Linked DNA regions of Homo sapiens: region 1 is linked to region 2. Evidence: chromatin loops called from intact Hi-C (ENCODE). Cell type or tissue: transverse colon. All regions are shown on one strand.

What was found. A loop is a pair of places that touch in the nucleus more often than their neighbours do. Peaks named below come from ENCODE experiments on the same cell type or tissue, not always from the same donor. Only the 100,000 strongest peaks of a DNase experiment are listed, where the experiment ranks them.
Region 1: it touches region 2 in a loop (36-fold over the local background); 1 of 110 quality-filtered maps calls a loop at or near these places.

What each region holds. Positions count from the first base shown.
Region 1 is chr3:48,519,392-48,523,391 of GRCh38, forward strand. PFKFB4 (6-phosphofructo-2-kinase/fructose-2,6-biphosphatase 4) reads right to left here. Exons shown (of 14, transcript NM_004567.4): 13 at 2,595-2,659; 14 at 1-415. The coding sequence ends at 356. Among named protein-coding and RNA genes, the nearest start is that of SHISA5, 17 kb to the left of the region's middle. In transverse colon, no CTCF peak of the experiment used is centred here; a DNase peak (open chromatin) is centred at 2,431.
Region 2 is chr3:48,650,124-48,654,123 of GRCh38, forward strand. CELSR3 (cadherin EGF LAG seven-pass G-type receptor 3) reads right to left here. Exons shown (of 35, transcript NM_001407.3): 8 at 3,755-3,880; 9 at 3,496-3,665; 10 at 2,879-3,064; 11 at 2,314-2,430; 12 at 1,754-1,925; 13 at 1,454-1,595; 14 at 1,236-1,356; 15 at 769-952; 16 at 357-458. Among named protein-coding and RNA genes, the nearest start is that of MIR4793, 7.8 kb to the left of the region's middle. In transverse colon, no CTCF peak of the experiment used is centred here; no DNase peak of the experiment used is centred here.

The DNA.
Region 1 (4,000 bases), 130 kb before region 2:
CTTTCCTTTCACATTGTAGGGTTTCACACTTCACAAAGCCAACTGAGCTGGCGAGAGTGAACACCTAAGAGCTGCGCCGGAAGAAACTGGGGCTGGGCAACCTCCGCGCAGCCCATGCAGATGCAGTCTGGTCAAGTGACTCTTAGCAGCAGGTCAGGAGCCACGCACAACCTTGTCGCCGACTGTCAACAAAGAGCCAGGTGGGCTGGGGTGGGGGCTCTGGGTTCCGCCAGCCATGTGTGGCTTCAAGAATATCCCTGCATGGCATGGTGACTATCACACACACTGGAGGGCCTGGAATGACCCCCTCTGCAGAGAGCAGTGCCTGCCTAGTGGTCACAGTGGATGAACATGGTCACTGGTGAGCAGGCACCGTGACAAGGGCTTCCTCTGGAGGTCTTGAGATGTCCACGTTCTGTACAATAAAAACACAGAGCGTTCACTCCATGGCAGGAATAGATGAGATGCCTGCTGTCTGCCGTCCTCATCACTGTGGTTCATCAGGCTTCACATTCTCACTGTAGCAGCCACAGCCGCAAGACTCTAGACCACAAGCTTCCCTAAGAATACATGGCCAAGAGCTTCGTGCCACATAGCGGGTGGATGGACAATAGAACAAAGGTGCGGTGGAGGATGCCACCTCGTTTCCTGCTCCACTGCAGCCAGGTCAGGCAATACCCAAAGCAAGGCCACTCCCACCTCCTATCTCAGGGCTGAGTCAATTGAGGAGGAACCCCTGGCTTGGGGATTTTATCCTCATCTGTGGGGCAGGGAAGGGGTTCAACTCCTGGGGGTGCCTCCTTCCTAGTTTAAAGTGTTGGCACGCAGGTGTCAGAGGTGCCCCAGAAGCCTATGGGCATTTCCTGGTCTGCAGCCTGGTCTGTCCCCTCAGAACTGGGGTACAGGGCCTCCTGAAGCCCTCAGCTATAGAAGGACCCCACCAAACTGCAGAGCTCAGTCCCATCCTTGGCCTGTCGGGCTCAGGGAGTCTCAGGCCTGAGGAATAGGGAATCTGAAACTTCCCTTAGCTCTCTGAGGCTGTCTTATGTGCCCCAGAGCCTGGTGGCCCCTCCTCCCAGCTGTGGGCCCCGGAACCATCACCTGCAGGAGCAGGTCACTGATGACCTGAGCTGCTGCCCCATGCAACATGACATGCCCAGATCTTCAGGGAGAGAGACATGGCCCCCATGGCCCACAGCCTGGGCTCATAGGACCGGCCCCTGGAATTGTAGGGGCAGGTATAATTCTTACTGCTGGGCAGGCTTCCTGAGGCGCCCCTTTTCCACCACAGCCTGCCCCAATGGATGGGCCAGAAGGGAGCCATCCAGGAACCTGGGGTTAGTAGCGGTTTGCCTCTCAGAAGCACCCACCCATAGTGGGCAGAATGACCGCCAGCCACACTATGGTGATGGACTGGTAGGGTCAGCTCCCAAGGGCTGCCAGGCCCAGGGACCTCTCTTACCATCACCCTGCCAACCCAGGGGCCTCTCTTACCATCACTCTGTCAGCGCTGGGGGCCCAGTGCCATCTGGGCCTTCCTTGGCCCAAAGGATGCCCGTTGGGAGGTACGTTCCCCTGTGACTTGTGGGTACCAAATTGGGCCTGGGCTGAACTTGGCCAAGACATGCACGAACTATCAGAGCAATGGGAAGAGAGGCCTGCAGGGTAACTGGTCCTGCTTGGGGGCAGTGGTGTTGGGAAGGGACAGGACACATCTACACACCTGTGCTGTGAGGTCCAAGGCCAGATGTCCTGGTCCAGCCCAAGACGTGCATCCTCAGCAGGGACCCAGAGCCCAAGCAGGCCCCATCATGGATGGCAAGAGGCATGACTGAGGCCCAAGAGCCTTCTCCGTGCAGTGGCCTCCAGGAACTGGGACCGGGGCTCCCAGAAGTGTAGGTCCTATCCTTGGCCCCAGTGGGAGAGGGAGCCAACATTGTGGAGGGACCCCACATGGGACTAAGAGTGGTTCTGAGCTACACTCTGAGGAGCTTCTACCTTCCACAAGGCACTTGGGGAGCACAGGTGGTGACTGCTTTTCTGGACCAAGGTCTCCACCCCATGCTGAGGCCCCTTCAGTATCTGCATGGCCCTTTCCCCAAAAGTACATGATCCCATTTTAATTTTTAAAGGTGCTGGGGTTAGGAAAGGGGCTCATGAGGCCTCGGCTGCAGGGATGGGGAGTGGGAAGAGTGCCCACCTGCCCTCAGAAGGCCAGAAGCCTCATTCTTAGCCTCCAGCCTCATTCTCACTGAGCCCAAGGGCCCCCTTGACTTAGACCTCCAAGTTGCTGCTTGGGAGCCCTGTGGCTCCTCAAGTCCTGGGGCTCCAACCACACCCAAGTTCAGGCACTCCTGAGCCTGGTGGCCCAGAGTCAGGGATTTCCCCATCCCCAGGGCAGGTGCCTTGGGAAGGCCTGATGCAGGCCCCACCCAGAGCCAGGGCCCCGCCCTGCTGATGGGACAACAGTCTTGGCAGAAGACTCAAGCTCCCTCTGGCAGGTGCCGCAGCTGGGCCTGGCCCTGGAGGATGTGCAGTCTGGACACCCCCACATCAGGAACACCCCGCTACCCCAGCAGTGACCCCATTGCTACCTGAGGCCTGTCCCGGTGCGTGTTCACAGCAGCCACGTTCAGGAATATGGACTCCACTTTACAACCTGCCAAAGGGAAGATGCAAATCCATCCCCACTCCTGAAAGGCAGCTGAGCTGCAGATGCTAGAAACTTCTCTTGGAGGGGGGTCTGGGCGTGTGGAATGGAGCAGCCATCTCAGCCTCACTCTAGTTCTTCCACTTTAGGCAGCTCTGGGGAGCCCCGGGAGGAAGGATGAGACACGCTGTCAGACCCACGCATATCTATGTGACGGCCCAGACAGGGCCACACAGAGGCCCCAGGCTCCCCAACCCCAGGACCGAGAGGGATCGGGGGAACAGCAGGCCTAAGTTGAGGTTACTGACTCTCAAAGTCTTCAGGGCCCCCAAACCACCCACATTCCAACTCTACCATATAAGGCCCAGTCAACCGTGTGCCAGGTGCACAGTGCAATGGGGGATGAGGCCATTGTCACACACTGGAGTGACATCAGCTGCCACTGGGCTTCACAGCCATTCCCCCAAGAGCACCTGTGTTAAAGGTGAAGAGCTAAGACCTGAGAGATGAAGAAGTTGCCTGAAGTCTCTGCTGGTATAGCAAGAGGCAGGGTGGGGACTCACACTGCCCTGCACCCAGAATAAAGTCCAGGCCCTGAGGACCAAGGGGCCTTGTGGGGGTTCAGAAAAATCAGTAGAAAAGCCCCTCATGCAGGTAGGCAATGGTTAAGCAAAGTCACTGGGGAGGTCTTCTGTGGCCACATAAACTTTTTCACAACAAACTTTTTTTTTTTTTTTGAGACAGGGTCTCGCTCTGTCGCCCAGGCTGGAGTGCAGTGGTGCGATCTCGGCTCACTGCAAGTTCCGCCTCCCGGGTTCATGCCATTCTCCTGCCTCAGCCTCCCAAGTAGCTGGGACTACAGGTGCCCGCCACTACGCCCAGCTAATTTTTTTGTATTTTTAGTAGAGATGGGGTTTCACCATGTTAGCCAGGAGGGTCTCTATCTCTTGACCTCGTGATCCACCCACCTCGGCCTCCCAAAGTGCTGGGATTACAGGCATGAGCCACCGCACCCAGCCCCAGAACAAACTTTTTAAAAGCAAATTAGGGCCGCAGATGGTAGCTCATGATGGTAGCTCACGCCTGTAATCCCAGCACTTTGGGAGGCCGAGGCAGGTAGATCACCTAAGGTCAGGAGTTCGAGACCAGCCTGACAACATGGTGACACTCTGTCTCTACTAAAAATACAAAAATTAGCTGGGCATGGTGGCAGGCGCCTGTAATCCTAGCTACTCGGGAGGCAGAGGCAAGAGAATCATCTGAACCCGGGAGGTGGAGGTTGTAGTGAGCCTAGATCACGCCATTGCACTCCAGCCTGGGTGACAAAGCGAGACTCCGTCTCAAAGAAAA
Region 2 (4,000 bases):
GGCCCCTGGGGTACTCAGATAGCCAGAAGGGGCCTGCAGGGACTTTAGGCAGCAGGGAGGGGTCTGCAGGGACCTCAGGCAGCAGGAGGGGTCTGCAAAAGCTCTGGTAGTGGGAGGGGGCAGTGCACCTGAGCAAACACGTACCCCTTACCTGCACCCCGCAATCCTGCCCAGAAGCCAAGAGAAACAGATGGAGGCTCAATGAGGGTGTAGGGAGGGGCCCACATGGACTCCCACCCCACTTCCACCTCTTTGCAGGAACAAAGCCACCCAATTTAGGAAAAGACATGGCTCTAGCAGTCAGAGTACAGGCCCACCCCCACCCTCAGTGATGTCCTTTCCCCCCACATACTCACCCAGGGCCCCCCGGGGACAGGGCACTGTGGCCAGGACGCCAAACTTTGTCTGGGGCCACCACACACCAGATCTCAGGGACTTAGGGCAGGCATCATAGAGCACTAGAGAGAGAAGAGGTGCTGAGCCAGGCAGTCAGGGTACAGGGCAGTTGACAGCCACACCCACTGCCCCTCCACCACCCCCCACAAGGCCCACTGCCCGCCACTCCTGCTGGCTTCTCAGGAGCTGACCTGTCAGATTCTGTGACAGGTCAGCAAAGTACTTGGGGCAAAGGTAGGGTTCCCTGGGTGTAAGTGGTCTCCCTCAGGAGAAGCTTCCAGAGTCCCCAAGGAGCCATGTGTGCCACTGACACGTGATGGTGGCACACTGGAACCAGCCCTCTATGGGTGGAGCTGGGTGGAGCCTGCTCACCCCGGCAGCCGCTGGCTGTCACCTCTGCGAAGGGACTGTCACAGCTGTTGCACTGGCGGCCAAGGGCTCCTGGGCGACAGGGGCACTGCCCGCTGTGGGGTGCACATGAGCGCGAGGTGGAGCCCACAGGGTAGCAGTCACATGGGAGGCAAGAGTCACTGCCCCGCGGTCGGTAGTGGAACTCCTGTTTGAGGATGGGCCAGGGGCCTGAAGTCAGAGGTCAGGGCTTGGGGAATGAGTGGAATCAAGGATAAAGGGTCAAGAGAACAGTGCTCATGGGCCAGAGGACACCTGGGTCATGCGTGAAGCCAAGGGAGGGGTCACGGGTAAAGGATGAGAGACAGCAACTTGGTCACAGGACACAGGCAAGAGGTTAGGGCCCAAGTCAGGTGGCGGAGGTCAGCAAGCTGGACAGGAATTGCAGATTGCGTCCAAGGAAGGGTTAAAAGGTCAGGGGCCAGGCGCACCTTGCAGTGACACTGCCCATTTGTCTTGTTGCAGTTGGGATCAAAACCTTTGTGAACATCACAGTTGCAGGGGCCACAGGTTGGGCTCCCCCACCAGCCCCGTGGGCACTGCTGGTCCATCCTGGGGGTGCAGAGCCAGGTAAGATGCCTCCACGGTATCCCAGTGACCCTCCCTGTCCCTGCCAGGTCTCCCCATCGCCTCAGCCCCAGCCTCTTACCTGTGCTCACAGTGGTGCCCGAAATAGCCACCCACACAGTCACAGGTATAGCCATGGGGGGCTCCTGGCAGGTGCCGGCATGATCCCTGGTTCTGACAGGGGTTCAGGAGGCAGGCATCCACACAGCCTGGGCCGTAGTAACCTGCAGATTGGGTCAGAAAGCTCAGGATCCTGGTCGCAGAGCATGGAAGGAAGCAGGCACCCGTCCCGAGTCCCTGCCTCCTTCAGGTTCCCCAGTCTTCATCATGGGCCCCTAACGCCTGCCCAGGTCACCCTTCCCCCAACCCTCTCAAGGCTCACCTGGCTGGCAGGTGCAAGAAAAGGTCTGCCAGAGGTCCCGGCAGTCTGCGTGAGGTGGGCAGGGCCCAGAGGCACAGGCGTTGGTCACAACACAGCCAGGCTCCGCATTCACTCGGTGGCTGGGGGGTAGCAGGGCCGGGGAGCCAGAGGGTGTGGAGCCGAGCCACACCCCCTGTGGACACACAGCCAGCAAGGGGTGAGACCATGTTAAGGCACCTCAGCCTCAAGTACTGCAGAGCCAGCCACCCGGTCTGATGATCCTTGACATGCAGTCTTCTGATACCCTCAAAAAACCCAGGCCTCAAAAATATCCCCAATTTGGTACCCCTGTGGGACCCTAATTGTGCTGTTTCTGACACAGATTCCTAAAGGCCCTTGATAATCCAAGCTAGACTCCCACCTCCAATGCCACAGAAAGGCTTGACCTAGCTCTCAACTCTGGGTCATTCACCCCCTCGCACCAACCCCCACTTGAATACTGCCTTTCAGGTCCCAAGGAGCCCCTGACTTCTGACCCCTGACCCTAATGCCCCATATCACATTCCCATGCTGACCCCCACCTGGATGCAGCCAACCAGACCCTGAGGAGCCTCCTCTGCACTGCCGGGGGGCAGGCCTCCCACGTGGAGCTGCTTTACCTTCAGGCCCTGCAGCTCACTCCCCACCGCCATGGTGTCCTGGAGGAAGTGGGGCAGTCAGCACTGAGGGAGAGGGGCCTGATGAACCCCTGTCATAGCCCAGAGTCAGTCTTGGCCTTCTTCTAGCCCTTCTAGGCTGCCCCCTCCCTCCTGGACCCACAGTAGACCTTAATATTGCTTGATTTTGACCGGGGGTGGGTAGAGACTGGGGCAGAGACTAGAAGGGGCTTCTAGGAATCAGGCAAAGTGCTGGCTACAGAGGTTCCCCAAGACCAGGCCCCAAATCTGGCACAAAGAGGGCTTGAGAGTGGACCAACTTGGCTGGTGGGTGGGCTCAGTGCAAGGATATATGGTGGGGAACTAGGGGTAGAACATCAGACTCAGTGCAGTGGAGGGAACTGAGAGGAGCTGGACTAGAGGTGGGGTCAAATAAGGCGGATCTGGTTGGAAGGCTGAGAACAGACTACCCCGGGGTCAGAGGCCAGACCTGGAAGAGGCTAAAGTCCAGTGAGACCATAAGGACATGGTGGCCCCGCCGGCCACCTGGTTCCTCCTGCAACTCCAGCCGCAGATCGTGCCACCGGCCATCACTGACAGTCACCTGGTCCAGAAGGAGATGGGAAGCACGGCCCGAGCCCCTGGTCACTGTCACAGACAGTAACCCCCGATCTAGCTGTGGGCAGAGATGCATAGCCCTGGGGTTAGAGCCCCATGTGGGCTGGGACTTGGAGGTGAGATCAGAGGGCTCAGAGGTCAGGAATATCAGAGGTCAGAACAGTGGGGTCAAGGTTATACCTGGCACAAAGGGCACTGTGCCAGGGGACATCATGTTGCTGATATGGGGTCAGGGGGCAGAGGATAGGACCAGGTGTTGTGGGTGGGTTGGTGCAGCTTGCATAAGAGAGAGCTATGCTGGAGCCCTGCACCTGCAGAGGATATAATGATGGAAAGAGAATCAAGGGCTAGGGTCCAGAGCAGGGTCAAGTGTGGTTGGGACACCTGGCAGAAAAGTATGCTGTGTGACCAACCTGAACCCACAAGAATGTCAGTGGCGGCCTAAGAGACTGAGAACTGAGGGTATAGGGGTGAGCAGGGTGGACACACCTGGCAAAGGAGCGTGCTGTGTGGCCCAGCCTGCACTTGCATCAGGACCCCCTGCGTTGCCCGTGTCCGAAATGCCAGCCCCAGGTACCATGGCACAGACACAGCCATGTCACTTCCAAAGTTCCAGCTCAGTGTGCCGTTGCCACGGAAATGGTGGGGATGGGCCATAGCTGAGTGGATAAGAGAAACAGGGTTACAGCCCCTGCCCCAGGAACAGATCTGACCCTGCAGGCCCCTCTGCCCCATGCTGCCCACTTACTAAGCTGACAGTCTTTGCCGCCGAAGCCCACAGGGCAGTCGCAGCTGAAGCTGCCCCAGCGCTCCGAGCAGAAGCCACTGTTCTTGCAGGGGCCTGAGTCACAAAAGTGTAGCTTGGCTTGGCAGCCTGGGAGAGGAAAGCACATGGCGGACATGAGAACAAGGGTTGGGGGGCACAAGTGCTGGACAGGACTTTAGTGTCCAGAGGGGCTGAAAGAGACCAAGATCTCAGCCCCATTTCCCATTT